2 separate regions of the Homo sapiens genome follow, and region 2 is linked to region 1. Evidence: chromatin loops called from intact Hi-C (ENCODE). Cell type or tissue: chondrocyte. All regions are shown on one strand.

Region 1 (8,000 bases):
GGCCAGGCTGGTCTTGAACTCCTGACTTCAGGTGATCTACTCACCTCGGCCTCCCAAAGTGCTGAGATTACAGGTGTGAGCCACCGCATGCAGCCATAAAATCAGTTTACTGGACTAAACCACTGTTAAGAAAGCTCACAGTGAAATAACAGACATGGTGAGATATTATTTTTGATACTTTTATGTATGGTGGAGATTGGGTCATGATGTAAAATGCATTTCTTTTCTTTTTCTGTTTCTTTCTCTTTTTCTTTCTCTTTCTCTCTCTCTTTCTCTCTCTCCTACCTCCCTCCCTCCCTCCCTCCCTCCCTTCCTTCCTCCTTCCCTTCCTTCCTCCCTCCCTTCCTTCCTCCCTTCCTTCCTTCCTTCTTTCCTTCTTTCCTTCTTTCTTTCTTGTCTGGCTCTGTTGCCCAGGCTGGAGTGCAGTGGTGCGATCTTGGCTCACTGCAACCTCTGCACCCCAGGCTCAAGCAATCCTTCTACGTCAGCCCCCCGAGTAGCTGGAACTACAGGCATGTGCCACCATGCCCAGCTAATTTTTGTATTTTTTTTAGTAGAGACAGGGTTTCACCATGTTGTCCATGCTGGTCCCAATGGGCTCAAGCAGTCTGCCTGGTTTGGCCTCCCAAAGTGCTGGGATTACAGGCGTGAGCTACAAGGCCTGGACTAAAATGCTTTTCTTATTTTGGATTTTGAGATGTTTAAAAAACACTTTTTTAGAGAAGGTTGGGGAAAACCTAGGTTAAAAAAAAAAAAAAAGGAAAAGTCGGCTTTTCTAATGTAGCTAATTAACCCACTGTACACTTCACTGTAGTCTATTGTTTCTACCCTCTTGTGATTTTTATGAAATATTTGGGGAAAGTAACTGCTCTGTGAATGTAGTAGATTAAGTTTTAATGCCATGGGCAGAAGGAAAGTATGTGTATCCTAACTGTGCTCTCAAGCAGAGATGTTAATTCCAACTCTATGCTGTCTAGAAATATAATATGAGCCATAGATGCACTTTTATTTCATACTAGTTCCTTTGAGATCAATTAAAATAATACATTTCATTAAGTTATATCAATGTGCAATCAATATAAAATATTATTAAAAAGTCATTTTCCTTTGTTTTTATAGAAAGTCTGGTGTGTGTGTGTGTGTGTGTGTGTATATATATATATTATTTATTTATTTATTTATTTATTTATTTATTTATTTATTTGAGATGGAGTCTTGTACTGTCTCCCAGGCTGGAGGGCAATGGCGGGATCTCGGCTCACTGCAACCTCCACCTCCCGGGTTTACGCCATTCTCCTGCCTCAGCCTCCCGAGTAGCTGGGACTACAGGCACCTGCCACCACGCCCAGCTAATTTTTTGTATTTTTAGTAGTGACGGGGTTTCACCATGTTAGCCAGGATGGTCTCGGTCTCCTGACCTCGTGATCTGCCCGCCCCGGCCTCTCAAAGTGCTGGGATTACAGGCATGAGCCACTGTGCCCGGCCTCGGTGTATATTTTTTACCTACAGCACATCTCAAACTGGGTGGTGACATTTCAAGTGGTTAATGTCACGTGGGGCTCCTGGCCGCCATATTGTACAGTGCAGCTCAGGCTCACATAGGCACCCACTGAAGGATAGAAGGACCCTCAAACCACCCCTACCCTTGAGAGTGTGGGTGCCCTTTGCTGTGCCATGGAGGGAACAAGAGCCAACACTTCTGAGCTTCTGCTCAGCACCAGGCAGGGTTTGAGGCACTTTAATTACTCTACATCATCTTCACAGCAGCCTTATCAAGTGGGTGATGGTGGGACCACTTCATTGATGATGAAATGTGACCCAAGTGGGTTACATAACTTGTCTGAAGTGACCTAATTTGATATTTGGTAGATTGGAGCTAGGATTTGAACCTGGTTTGTTTGATTCTAATGCTTGTTCTTCTCATTTGCCCACATGGCTTCCCATAGCATGCTTGAAGGGTCATTTTAGAGGGTGTCTGTCCAAATCTCCTGTTGGTATAGGTGGGGGAGATTGAGCCATTGGAGGATGGCAGAAGTATTTTGTGGTGAGAGCTGTGATCTGGGAATTAAGTAACTTTCTTCTGATGATAAGAGCACATTGTAAAACATCGAAACAATGAAGAAAGGTATGAAGCAGAAAGAGAAAGTCCCATAGTCCCAGTTCCCAGAGTTAAGCACTGATTTTAGGTGTATATTCTAGACTTTTTTTATTTCTCAGTGCATACATAGTCTCTTTCTCCAAACCCCTCCCAGAGATGGCACAAAATTGTTCGTACACGTTGCTTTGCCTCTTGCCTCCCCTCCCCACCTCAGGGGGTCATGGACATCTTTCCATCTCGGAGACTCTGTTTTTGACCATGAGGGAGCTGAGGCCTAGAGAGATTAATTAAATGTCAGCCTGAAGTCTCCCAGCTGGAAGGGATGAAAATGGCCAGGCGCTCAGCTAATATTCATCCTTTTTCATTCATAGCCAACCTAATTTAACCTTCAGTAATCTCTTCTCTCTCGTTTTTCCTTCCAAGAGTTTCTCAGAGCTTTTCTGTGTGATTTAAGGGCCTTCCTTTCTTAGAAATCTGATAAGAATTGGAGCCATAACTATTTCTATCACTCAGTCATTTCTGAAACTGACTTCTAGTTTCTTTCTTGATATCTTTCTCCTTTTGTGGCCTCTGGATCTTCCTTGATTTTTGGCGAGATAAAAGCTTTCTTGTAACATTGCCCTCCATTTTTGTAGTTCCCAGTGACCTGACAGCAGAGGAGCGTCAAGAACTGGAGAACATCCGACGGAGAAAACAGGAGCTGCTGGCTGACATTCAGGTAGGAGAGTGGCATGGTGGTTTCACCAACGTAAGAACCACAGTGACAGTTCCATTTGTATGAAAGGGTGTCCTTTGCAGAGTGTCTCCTCAAGACACTTTTGACCTGCCCTCACTACAGCTCTGCACAAAGCGTAGGTGTTGATAATCAGTCACCTTTCCTCTACAGCTGAGGAGATGCAGTGTCAGAGAGGTTGAGTGGCTTGTCCAGGTTCACCCAGTTGGTCGGTTGTCGGAGCTGGAGATAGCCTGCAAGACTCCTGTCTCCTGAGTAGTCCTCTCTGCTGTGTTTGCCCTTGCGGAGCAGAGTGGATGAGGAGAGGCAATGAGAATGTGGGCTTCAGGCGAAGCTCGGCCCACGCCCTGGCTCTGGCTCTGCCGCTTACTGGCTGAATGATTTGAGACAAGAGAGTTCCGGTTCCTTGAACTTCAGTTTCTTCATCTGTCAGATCATGAAAACACCTGCTACACAGTTGGAAGGACTTAGCATGAAAGACAGCATAATTTCTGGTCCCTATAGATGTACTTAGTGATAGCAATTTTACAATTACAATTTTTCCAAGTTCCTTTTTGTAACTATCAAGCTTGTAGGAAATAAGTCTAGAAGCCAATAGTTGGATTATTTTCGCCCTAAGACAGCAAATGTTATTCTTTCAGAATTCTTCACAAGACATTAGGAGTGGGGTTAAGGAGGGAATCCTGTTGCCCAAAGTAGCAAAATGAGGAAAGACTTGACTTTCTCTGGAGTTGATTTAAGTATATTTTGATAGTTCTCCCTGATCCTTTGATTTCTGCTTCACTGGTAGATCGTGAGAAAGCTAAGCAGCTCTCCACTTAAGCCCCACTTCCCCGTGAGAGCCCATCCATTCTGACCAACAGTGTGCTGGAATGAGGAGGGTGGGTGCGGATGCACAGCCGATTTGATCAGACATTCCCTTTGCCAGCCGCTTGGTGGCATTGTTGCCCTGGCACAGCTACTGCAGGCTCTGCAGCCTGGGCTTTGGGTAGGAGACTTTGTCCTCTGAATTTTCTGGCATGCTTGTGTTTAGTAAGCTGCAGACTTGTTCTGAAAGATTGTGATGAGGCAGCCAGGTTTTGTTTTTCACACAGCATATATGCTTATAAACTTTCCTAGACCGTAAACTCCTTGAGGTCAGAGGCTGTATTCTTTTCTACCTTGGTGTTTTCTGGAATGCTTACTGTTTGGTAGGCACTCAATAAATATTTCTGAAACATGAATTTTCCTAATTTACTTTTTGCATTTTTGTCATATTTTGTTTCATTTTGCTTTATTTTGTTTTTGGTTGGAGGGAGTTATGTGAGATTTTAGAAGTTTTAATTTGATCTGCATCTGCCTTTCCTGCTGACTCTGGACTGTCTGTTTTATAGAGGCTGAAGGATGAGATAGCAGAAGTAGCTAATGAAATTGAAAACCTGGGATCCACAGAGGAAAGGTGAGTCTGCCCTGCTGCCAGGTGGCTTCTGTGGTTGTAATTCCTTAAAGCACCCAGGCCTTAATTATGCTTACGTGGCACATTGAAGGAAAAAGTCAGCTTTGTGTCTTTCTAATTCTAGCAAGCACATACACACCCATAATGTCTGCCTTCCATCCTTCACCGCAAGGCCTCCTGAACATAGGAGCTTCTTCCAGTGTTTAAAAAATTGAACTGGAGGCCGGGCGCGGTGGCTCACGGCTGTAATCCCAGCACTTTGGGAGGCCGAGGCAGGTGGATCACGAGGTCAAGAGATCGAGACCATCCTGGCCAACATGGTGAAACCCTGTCTCTACTCAAAATACAAAAATTAGACGGGTGTGGTGGTGCACACCTGTAGTCCCAGCTACTCGGGAGGCTGAGGCAGGAGAATTGCTTGAACCCGGGAGGTGGAGGTTGCAGTGAGCTGAGATCGCGCCACTGCACTCCAGCCTGGTGACAGAGCGAGACTCCGTCTCAAAAAAAAAAAAAAAAATTGAACTGGAGAACTTCAAAGGTCCCAGAAAGCCTTAAACTGCTCCTAAATTTTTATGTGAATTACTCCCCTCTGTTGTCCACTGTCGGTGTGCATTTTAAAGTTTCTGTTTTTCCTTTGTGTAAAGGAAAAGCTTAATGAATGCTGCTGATACGATTTCAAAGGGCTGGAGTGTCCAGTCATGTCTGAGGATAATCGTGAGCTTATTTGCACCTTCCTAATGCTTAAGGGAAGAAAATGTAGAAATGCGATGATAGTATAAAAGGACAAGGACTCTGCTTTTTTTTTTCCTTTTATTTTCATGAAATGTTAGTGACTTTGAGAGTTTAGTTTTGAATGGGGTTCCCAGACCGTTTTCTGACTGCTTAATGCAATAAATGAGCTGTTTCCAATTCACTACATGTCTGTATTTTTCTAAGCCTAAGTCTTCCTGTCTGGCTTCGTAGGACTGTTTGATTTGTTGTTTTAGACTCCTGTGGGCAGTGCCTTCAGGGTATAGTGAGGCTGAGTCCTCCACAGAAGGCAGCCAGCTCACCACGGCCAGTCTCTGTATTGTCCATTTGGTATTTTGGATTAGTTTCCCCTCTTTCCATTTTAAACACTCGTAGCTTAAATGAAACGGATACGTTGGACTTCATAAAAATTTAAAACTTCCGCTTTTGTAAAAGATAAAACTATTAAAAACTATTAAAAGAAATGAACAGGCAACAGATTAGAAGTAAATATTTGTAACAAATATATCTGAAAAAGGACTTGTATCTAGAATATATGATAGAAAGGCAGCCCAAATAAGAAAATGGGCAAAAAACTTGGACACTTTACAAAAGAAGCCATATGTGTAGTAGACACATGAAAAATGCTTAACATCATTAGTTGTAGGGGATGTAATTTAAAACCACCATGAAACGGTACTTCACATCCCCTATGATGGCTAGAATTAAAAAGACTGATGGTACCTCATGTTGGCAAGTGCTAGTGAGAATAAAATAATATAACCATTTGGGAAAGAAGTTTGGCAGTTTCATCAGCAATTCAACTCCTAGTTACTTAAGAGAAATGAAAACATGTCCATACAAAGACTTGTACAAGAATATCTATAGCATTCTTATATAAAATAACCAAAAGCTGGAAATACCCTGAATGGCTGCCAGCAGGTGACTGGATAAACAGGTCGAGGTAATAGACTATTACTCAGCAGTGTGAAGGAATGAACTGCTAGCGTGCAGCAGCACGGATGAATCTCACGAACATTGTGATGAGTGAAAGAAACTGTGGGCACCGTGTGCTTCCATGCGTGAGCATCTAGAACATGCAAACTAAGCTGTGCTAGTGTGCTAGCCGAAATCATGACAGTGCTGCCTCCGAGGTGGTTGCTGGGGCGGGGTGGGGTGGGGTTGACTAGGAAGGGCCATAGGGAACTTACAGGGATGGCAGGAATATTCTGTATTAATCTGAGTGGTGCTTCAAGGGTATATGCACTCATCAAAACAAATTGAACTGTGCACTTAAGGTGTGTGCATTTTGTTAAATGTAAATTTTACCTCGATCTTAAAAATGTAAAAAAAAATGGCTTTTTTCTGACTATAAAGGTAATACACCTTTACTGCAGAAAATTGGTAAAATACAGAAAAGTATAAAAAACAAATTTCTCATAAACACTTATCCCAGAGATAATCAGGATTCATATTTTGGTACGTTTCCTTTCTGTATATTCCGGTGTCTGCACACACATATTCAGAATTCAGTGTGCCCTTTGTTTTTCTCTTGATTAATTCTCTGTCAGTTACCATAGAACAGCAAGGAAACGCAGACACCAGGAACGTGAGTGCATCCAAAGTACTCAGCCAGTGAATTTGGGAAGACTTGTAACTCATGAACTGCATCTGAAGTTGTGAGTCAGGAAGTAGTCTTTAGGTTATTATTATTTTTTAATCTGGAACTTAAAATGGTTTTCCGGTATCGAAAGCGCCAAGACGGAAGTGATTCTGCACATCCCTGAGGATCCATCCATACGGGTACTCAGGCTCACCCTGCATTTGTTTCTCAAGCAGGCATTACATTTGCTCGGACTTTCTTATAGGAGAGAATTCATGTTTCTCATCGACGATCTGATGCATTTTGTAGGAATGATCCTAAATACTATTTAATCAAGCAGAAATAATATACTCATGTAGTACAGGATTTCACTTTCTGAAATGTATACGCGTCAGTTAACTAAGGCGATCCAGTAGCAGTAAGCTGTTTTCCTTTGGACACCTTAACTGGGGTGTCAGACCTGTGTAGGCTGGGGAAAGCCACTTAGAGAAGTAGCTGCCTAAGGCCTAGAGCTATAGGGGCTCCAAGTGGGGCAGATAGAGAAGTGAGCTGGCTAGCTAATGAAATTAGGGAGCCATCTCTGGTGTGTGTCCCAGGCAGTCATGTGGCACAGACTGTGACTGGCGGATATCTGGGAGTGTGCGTTCTGGTGGCTGCAGGAAAGCCTTTGGTGAGGACTGGACTGAGGCCCAGGAAGCTGAGCATTCCCAGGAGTTTCACCCCTTGCTTCTGTGGGCACCTCTGACGCTGCCTCACCACTTACACTGGAAACCATGAAACAGGCCTTCCTTGTGGTATTTGTTTGGAAATACTGATCAAAGTAATCTTCCTGGATTTAGAAAAAAATGATTAGACAATCATTTTAGTTAAATAGGAATTTCTAGATACCTGGTCATAACCCTTCATTCTGGCTGAAATTAAATGGTGTTTCCCCCATGACTTTGTTTCCTAAGGCAGCTGTTGACAGGGGAGCCCAGATTATCTTACACCTGGAAGTTCTGATACTACTCACAGTTTTCAGGTGTTCCTTTCAAAAGGTCAAAACAGCCTGGATGCGATGACTCATGCCTATAATACCAGCATTTTGGGAGGCCAAGGTAGGAGGATTGCTTGAGGCCAGGAGTTTAAGACCAGCCTGGGTTACATAGCAAGACTCTGTCTCTACAAAATATTTTAAAAAGTAGCCAGTTGTGGTAGTATCTGCTTGTAGTCCTAGTTACTCAGGAGGCTGAGGCCGGAGGATCACTTGAGCTCAGGAGTTAAAGGTTGCGGTGAGCCACAGTCACACCACTGTACTCCAGCCTGGGTGACAGAGCAAGACCCTGCCTGTAACAAAAACAAAAACACAAAAAACACCAACCCTCAAAACACTTAGGAATATTTTCTTCCCTCCATGGATTTA
Region 2 (8,000 bases), 330 kb after region 1:
AGGTGGGGCTGTGTCTTTATCTTTGCTTCCTGAGTACCTAGCACAGCACAGCAGTGCTCAATACACACATGATGAATAAATTAACGGATCCAGCAGTTCCTAATGATAATGAGTCAGATGCTAGCTTAAGAGGAAATGACAGTGCTTCTAAATCATTAACAGAAGTAATTTTAAGTAGAGTTCTCTGTCTCTCTGGCTGTCTCTATGCCTGAAAGGAAACCGCGGCAGTAAAAGGAACGTCCCCTCACGAGGGTTCACTGGCCCTCCAACAGCTGACTCAGATCGACAAGCTAAAACCTAAAATAATTCAAGCTCATGACTGCACAGAACTATTATCAATGAATCAATGATCAGCGAGTTACAAGAAACCACATCATTCGGGGAATGAGAAATTGGGAGGTGCAACTGAATAATGGAGAAGAAAGCAAAGTCAGCAGCTAATAAAGGGTAAGCAGCCACAACAAACATGAATAACTCGAACACCAAGGCCACAACGAATCAGAAAAGAACTGCAAACCGAATAAGGCAAAGAAAGGCTCAGAAACCTACACTACCACTCAATACCGGTCAAAGCATTTATCCTCAGTCCTACCATAGGCATTATTTCCGAGGATTACAAAGCAAAAACTTCTGTCTTAATGCCCAAGAAACTGAGTTGCTGGTTGAACTGTTGTCCCAGAGAAACAATCATCTCTCTCAGCTTAATGAAGGATGAAGGCACACAAACTGCATCCACTCACACAATTTACAAAAAAAAGAGATTAGAAAGTCAATTTAGACTATCTCCACTGCCACACTGCCCCTCCCACCACCAAAAAACAAAAAAGTGGCTGGGCGCAGTGGCTCACACCTGTAATCCCAGCACTGTGGGAGGCCGAGGTGGGCAGGTTACAAGGTCAGGAGATCGAGGCCAGCCTGGCCAACATGGTGAAACCCTGTCTCTACTAAAGATACAAAAATTAGCCGGACGTGGTGGCATGTGTCTGTAGACCCAGCTACTCTGGAGGCTGAGGCAGGAGAATCACTTGAACCCACGAGGTAGAGGTTGCACTGAGCCGAGATCAGACCACTGCACTCCAGCCTGAGTGACAGAACAAGACTCTGTCTCAAAAAAAAAAAGAAAAAGAAAAAGAAAAAAAGCACACTCATGAGAGATTTCTTTTTTAAAATATTTGTGTCAACTGCCCCAACATCCTTTAGTAATCAATTCCAATGTTGAACAATGATTTATAATGAAGTGTTTTTCATATAGTTTAAACATATAGAGGGAAATGACAAAGTCACCTAAATCTTGTCTTCAAGGGTAGAACATTTTTTTGAAACTGTAAACCAAATCTCAGTGGTTTGATGCCAGGACGTAGAAGTCATCTGACTTCGTCACCCAGAGATGAGCAGGTCTTTTGTTAAACACTGAAAAAATGAAAATGCAAAAAATGCAGAGGCCATTTCTTTTACAGCCCCAGTCCTGCTGGGTTCACCAACGTGAAACCTAGCAGGTTTCCAAGAGCGCCATCCTGCCCTGATTCTATCACCTAAAAATTCCCCTAAATCAAACTTGAGTTTTCGATGAAAATCTTCCACCATAGATCACCATGAAGCAAGCTCTTTTCTGTACCTAGAATCAGTACACATGACTGGACCCCAGATCTCTGTACTAGATGTCTGACCCCAGGAGGTCAAATCTCACCCGAGGAGTACACGTACAGATAGAAAATCTAACACAATGCAACCTCAACTAAAGGAAGCAGTTCTAAGATTTTTTTTTTTAAAGATCAAGTGTAAGACTCAATTAAGAAACCTATTTGCAGCCGGGCACGGTGGCTCACGCCTGTAATCCCAGCACTTTGGGAGGCCGAGGCAGGTGGATCAACTGAGGCTGGGAGTTAGAGACCAGCCTGACCAACATGGAAAAACCCTGTCTCTACTAAAAATACAAAATTAGCCGGGTGTGGTGGCTTATGTCTGTAATCCCAGCTACTCGGGAGGCTGAGGCAGGAGAATCGCTTGAACCTGGAAGGTGGAGATTGAGGTGAGCCAAGATTGCGCCATTGCACTCCAGTCTGGGCAACGAGTGAAACTCCGTCTCAAAAAAAAAAGAAAAGAAAAGAAAACTATTTGCACACAAGAGAATTTTTTTTTTTTGAAACAGAGTTTTGCTCTTGTTGCCTAGGCTGGAGTGCAATGAGGCAATCTTGGCTCACTGCAAACTCCACCTCCTGGGTTCAAGCGATTCTCCTGCCTCAGGGTCAGCCTCCCAAGTAGCTGGGATTACAGCCATGCACCACCATGCCCAGCTAATTTTGTATTTTTAGTAGAGACGGTTTCACCATGTTGGTCAGGCTGGTCTTAAACTCCTGACCTCAGGTGATCCACCTGCCTCGGCCTCCCAAAGTGCTGGAATTACAGGCGTGAGCCACCACACCCGGCCAAGAATTATTTATCCCCTTTTTTTTAATATTAGCAAGCCTCAGGTCAGCATGTTCTTGGCAAATGTTTATTTTAAAAGACCACTGCCTGAACAAATTGCTCCAAAGCCTACTTCATCATTTACATAACTTCAGTACTTTTCCAGAACACAGGCCCTTTGAAATGTGTAAAAAGTGTTTCGAGTGGCTCCTCTTCCCATGCCTGAGTGTTACTAAGGATTGCTTCACAGCTTTTTCTGGCAGGATGTGAGAAACGCTCTATACACAAAATCCCAGCAACGGTGATTCACTCACAGCCAGGCTTACCTAAGGAAAAGACCCCTCTGAACTCTCCGACACTCACATCCTGGGGCCGAAACCATGATATAAACAGCCTCTGGAGCTTGACCGAAGCTCCCTGAACGCACACACAGTCCCTCTTTTAACGTGTAAGTGCACGGTGGCCGGGGCTCGCCAACAAGCACGGTGTAGACGGGGAGCAAGGACTGGCCGGGCTGCGCAGGAGGCCCGCCGGCTGGACCCGGCCGATAATGGAGCACGAGCCGCCCACCCTCCCTCAAGAAGGCCAGTGAAGAAGCACATAGGTCAGGCGCCGAGCCCCGGGAGGCAGAAATGGGCCCGGAAACCGGGGAGGGACTCGCTGCGGATGCCCAGGACGCTGGGGCCGGGAGTTTGAGCGCCGGGGGGCCGGGCTGCAGCCGCGAGGGCTGCACTCTCATCCCGGCCGCCCCTCTCACCTCCTGCGCTGGCGGTCCCGGTTCCTGCCGAGGCGGTCGGACAGGCGTCCCAGGAGCGCGGCCAGCCCTGGGCGGCCAGGCAGGAGGCCCAGCAGTCGCCTCCAGAACACGGGTCCCGCCGCAGCTGCCGCCGCCACCGCCATGGAGACTCGCCGCTTCCGCTTCCGCTCCCGGCGGGCGCGAACTTTATTGACAAAGGCGAGCGCGGACACGGCTCAGGCGCGCAGGCGCGGAACCCCTGGCTCGGGGAGGGCGGCGCTGCACCGCCCCCAAGCCTCAGTTTCCCCTCTGGGGGACACAGGCGAGGAACAGTGGTCGCGCCGCAGGAGGGGGTCGGAAGCCGGCCCGTTAAATCCGTAAGGGCGCCAGGTGGCCTGCATTCCTGCAGTCACTCGTCACAGGTCGCGGAGGAAAGGATGCGGCGCAGGGGCTCTAGCACCGTCACGCTTGGCTCCAACTCACCAGCTGTCAAAAAAGCTTTTGTTTGTTTGTTTTGAGACAGAGTCTCGGTCTGTGTCCCAGGCTGGAGTGCAGTGGCGCGATCTTGGCGCATTGCAGCCTCGACCTCCCGGCCTCAGGGGATCCTCTCAAAGTGCTGGGACCACTCCCAAAGTGCTGGGACCACCAAAGTGCGTGTGCCACCATGCCCGGCTAATTCTTTACTTTTTTGTCGAGATGGGGGTCTCACTACGTTGCCCAGGCCGGTCTCGAGCTCCTGGGCTCAAGAGATCATCCAGCCTCAGCCTCCCAAAGTGTTGCCATTACAGACATGAGCCACCGAGCCTGACCACTGGCTGTCAAGATTGACTCCTCGGCCGGCGCAGTGGCTCACGCCTGTAATCCCTGCACTCTGGGAGGCAGAGGCGGGTGGATCACCTGAAGTCAGGAGTTCGAGACCAGCCTGGCCAACCTGATGAAACCCCGTCTCTACTAAAAATGCAAAAAATTAGCTGGGCGCAGTGGCCCATGCCTGTAATCCCAAACTACTCAGGAGGCTGAGGCAGGATAATCGCTTGAACCCAGGAGGTGGAGGTTGCAGTGAGCCAAGATCGAACCACTGTACTCCAGCCTGGGCAACAAGAGCAAAACTCCGTCAAAAAAAAAAAAAAAAAAAAAAAAAAAGGACTTCTCACTGATAAGTGAGGGAATTACTGTTTGAGGCTCTAATTGATAGGGTGTTCTTTAGACTTGTACAACACCCCTAAGGTGTTAAACTTGAACAAAGTCTGTTCTTGTACAAAGTCTTGTAACCTGGTTAACGCTGACTCACTAAGGTGCACAGAACCACGGAAAATCCCCACCAGACTGAGAGAGGAATCATTTTTCACCCTGTTAGCCCCAGAGGCTGCAGCTCCATGGCACAGAACAGCCTAAGCAAATCTGTGTGAGATGAACAGTCTTCCACCCTCCTGATATGCCCAAGTACACAGATATCACTGGCCCCTGGCAACACACAGTTCTATGCCCAAAAAGCTGACGGAGCACATCCTCATACACCAAGAACACTTTTTTTTTTTTTTTTTTTTTGAGGCAGGGTTTCACTCTTGTCACCCAGGCTGGAGTGCAATGGCGCAATCTTGGCTCACTGCAACCTCTGCCTCCTGGGATCAAGAGATTTTCCTGTCTCAGCCTCCGGAATAGCTGGGATTACAGGCGTGCGCCACCACGCCTGGCTAATTTTTGTATTTTTAGTAGAGACAGGGTTTCACCGTGTTGGCCAGGCTGGTCTCAAACTCCTGACCTCAAGTGATCCACCCAACTCGGCCTTCCAAAGTGCTGGGATTACAGGCGTGAGCCACCGCGCCCGGCCCAAGAACACTTTTTGCAGCTAATTTTAAAATGGAAAACTTTGTGGCATTCTGAAAGGCAGGAGAGGTGATCTCTGATCTGTAATATGCAGCTCCCTGGCTGACCCACATAGGCTGGGACCTGGAAACTGGAAAAGCTGTAGGACATAATCATAGTCTGCCGTGTTGTGAGGTTAAAATGATATGGACACGTGGGCCGGGCGCAGTGGCTCACACCTGTAATCCCAGCACTTTGGGAGGCCGAGGCGGGCGGATCATCTGAGGTCGGGAGTTCGAGACCAGCCTCACCAACATGGAGAAACCCTGTCTCTACTAAAAATACAAAATTAGACGGGCATGGTGGCACATGCCTGTAATCCTAGCTACTCAGGAAGGCTGAGGCAGGAGAATCGCTTGAACCCGGGAGGCGGAGGTTGCAGTGAGTCGAGATCGCGCCATTGCACTCCAGCCTGGGCAACAAGAGCGAAACTCAGTCTCAAAAAAAAAAGATATGGACACACTGAAAAAAACACTCCAAAGTCCACTTCCACAGATTATGCAGGGAAATCAACTACACATTCCCACAAGAATGTTCATCTCAGCCTTGTTCATGATATCGGAAGTGTGGAAGCAAATCTTCAGGGTAGGGGGGTTGGTTAAATAATGATACATCGGTATGTTGGAAGACCACACAATCATAAAAATAACATGTTCTGGAAGAATATTTAATGACATTAAGTGTAAAAGCCAAATTACCAAGGAGTAGCGTAGAGACCATCTCATTTCATTAAAGGAGAGGAAGAAAGAGGAAATGCGTGTATGTACACAGAAAGACTGAAAGTAAATACCCCCAAATGTTAATGTTGGTTATTTGGTGCCATTAAGGAGTTTCCAAATTGTTGACAATCAACAAGTATTTCAGATTGGCTTAAAGTTTTCTTTTGCGTTTAGATAGCTTTACTAATACTACATGGAATTTGATTCAACCCTTCCAAGTTAGAAATGGTGAATCATCAAATTTCCTAACTTCCAGTAACTAGAATGAGGCCATCCATTGCATGGTTCCACTTTTGCACTGTTCCTGGCCCACGGTTGTTGCAGAGTAAACACTTGCTGTATGGCTACACCGTCATGCTCAGCGGTGAGCGCCACATGGGCTATGGGAGCCTGGTTATCATCCTAGAAGGAGCTGGCAGCTTTTCTGCATGGGTGCTTTGCTGTGCGAGGTACTGAGACAAACAGCCATGGTACAGGCTCACTGGGAATTCCCAACCTTAAAGAAATGCTAGCAACAGACAGCAATATTGATAGCATGGTAAGTCACACTAATAAGTATTTACCCTAAGGATAACATCAAGGAATGACCCAGTCCCTTCTGAAACCACACATCGAGAGCCTCTGGCCTTCATGGCTAGTTTAAAACAGACAGAGCTATCACCAGAGTGAGGCAACCACGACTTTGCTGGGGACACATACATTTTGAGGTTGCAAAAATGTTAAATAATGGTTTTCAGAGATTGTGCAATTTTTAAATGATTCCATTTACAGGATGACAGCACATGCATTGTTCGTGTCAGGAGGTCTCATCTGGGCTAGTTACTGAAAACAAGTAGAGGAGATAAGACCCTCCCAGACAACAAAGGTGACCCAGAGAGCCTGCCTGGGAGCACTCAGGGTGTCCCAAAGCTGCGTGGCCGGCTCTCAATCTGGGTCAGACACTACTGCTGTGGATGGGGTTTCTGGATGCCCATCTCAATGACTGCGGGCGAGAAGACATCTGTCCTCTGAGTCCCCCTCGCCCTCCTGCCCTCACCCACTGCCTTCTCGTTAGTCGCACTCGCTCCTTCCCAGACAGGAGGTGCCAGGGTTAGAAAGACAGGGTCGACGGGATTGACGGCAGATCCCATGTCTTCCCAAACGGAAAAGGAAACCCATTCATTGGAGGGAGAGTTGACGTCAAGGAGTGGTGGGCTGCTGCCCCTGAGAGTGGGGCAGCTCTCCCAGGCAGGAAACACCAGGAAATCCTGAGCCAACAGCCCATGCCTCACTGCCTGTGATTCACTCCCTCAACCGAAAATCACAGTAACACAAGAGGAAGGCCCCTCCTCCTCTAGCTTGCTTGCCTAGAGAGGGTCTCTCCCAAACACAGGGCTGTTAGCAAATTCCAAAGGGAGGAAGTGGCTGTCCGGCCCACCTTCTGCCTCCAGAGATGAGAAACTGTCCCGAGGGGCTGTTCAGCTGTTTGTGAGGAGCCTGTTCTTTGTTAAAAGGAATGCAGCCTGCTTGCTGGAGATGGGATGAAACTGTAACTGCCCAATGGGTTCACCTTGCCTGCTGCCCAGACAGAACTGATTTATCAAGACAGAGGCATTGCAATGGAGAAAGAGTGATTCACGCAGAGCCCACTGTGCGGGAGACCAGAGTTTTATTATTACTCAAATCAGTCTCCCCAAGCATTCGGGGATCAGAGTTTTTAAAGAGAATTTGGCTAGTAAAGGAGCTTGGGAAGTGGGGAGTGCTGATTGGTCAGGTTGGAGATGGAATCGTAGAAGGTTGAAGTGAATTTTTCTTGCTATCTTCTATTCCTGGGTGGGATGGCAGAACTGGTTGAGCCAGATAACCGGTCTGGGTGGTGTCAGCTGATCCATGAATGCAGAGTCTGCAAAATATCTCACGCACTGATCTGCGGTTTTCCAATAGTGATGTTATCCCCAGGAGCAATTTGGGGAGGTTCAGATTCTTGGAGCCAGAGGCTGCATGACCCTAAACTTTTATTTCTAATCTTATAGCTAATTTGTTAGTCCTGCAAAGGCCGACTGGACCCCAGGCAAGAAGGGGGTCTTTTCGGGAAAGGGCTGTTGTCAATTTTGTTTCAGAGTCAAACCATGAACTGAATTCCTTCCCAAAGTTAGTTCGGCCTACACCCAGGAATCCACAAGGACTGCTTAAAGGCTAGAAGCAAGATGGGGGCTGGGTGTAGTGGCTTACACCTGTAATCCCAGTACTTTGGGAGGCCGAGGTGGTTGGATCATGAGGTCAGTAGATCGAGA

The links. A loop is a pair of places that touch in the nucleus more often than their neighbours do. Peaks named below come from ENCODE experiments on the same cell type or tissue, not always from the same donor. Only the 100,000 strongest peaks of a DNase experiment are listed, where the experiment ranks them.
Region 2: it touches region 1 in a loop (3-fold over the local background); 7 of 110 quality-filtered maps call a loop at or near these places.

Annotation. Positions count from the first base shown.
Region 1 is chr17:78,704,466-78,712,465 of GRCh38, reverse strand. It overlaps CYTH1 (cytohesin 1), which reads left to right. Exons shown (of 14, transcript NM_004762.6): 2 at 2,734-2,816; 3 at 4,205-4,269. Among named protein-coding and RNA genes, the nearest start is that of CYTH1, 74 kb to the left of the region's middle. In chondrocyte, CTCF peaks have their summits at 3,546, 3,758 and 4,854; no DNase peak of the experiment used is centred here.
Region 2 is chr17:78,373,972-78,381,971 of GRCh38, reverse strand. PGS1 (phosphatidylglycerophosphate synthase 1) reads right to left here and starts at 3,323. Exons shown (of 10, transcript NM_024419.5): 1 at 3,164-3,323. The coding sequence starts at 3,306. RefSeq lists a silencer at 3,038-3,277 and an enhancer at 2,473-3,434. In chondrocyte, no CTCF peak of the experiment used is centred here; a DNase peak (open chromatin) is centred at 3,332.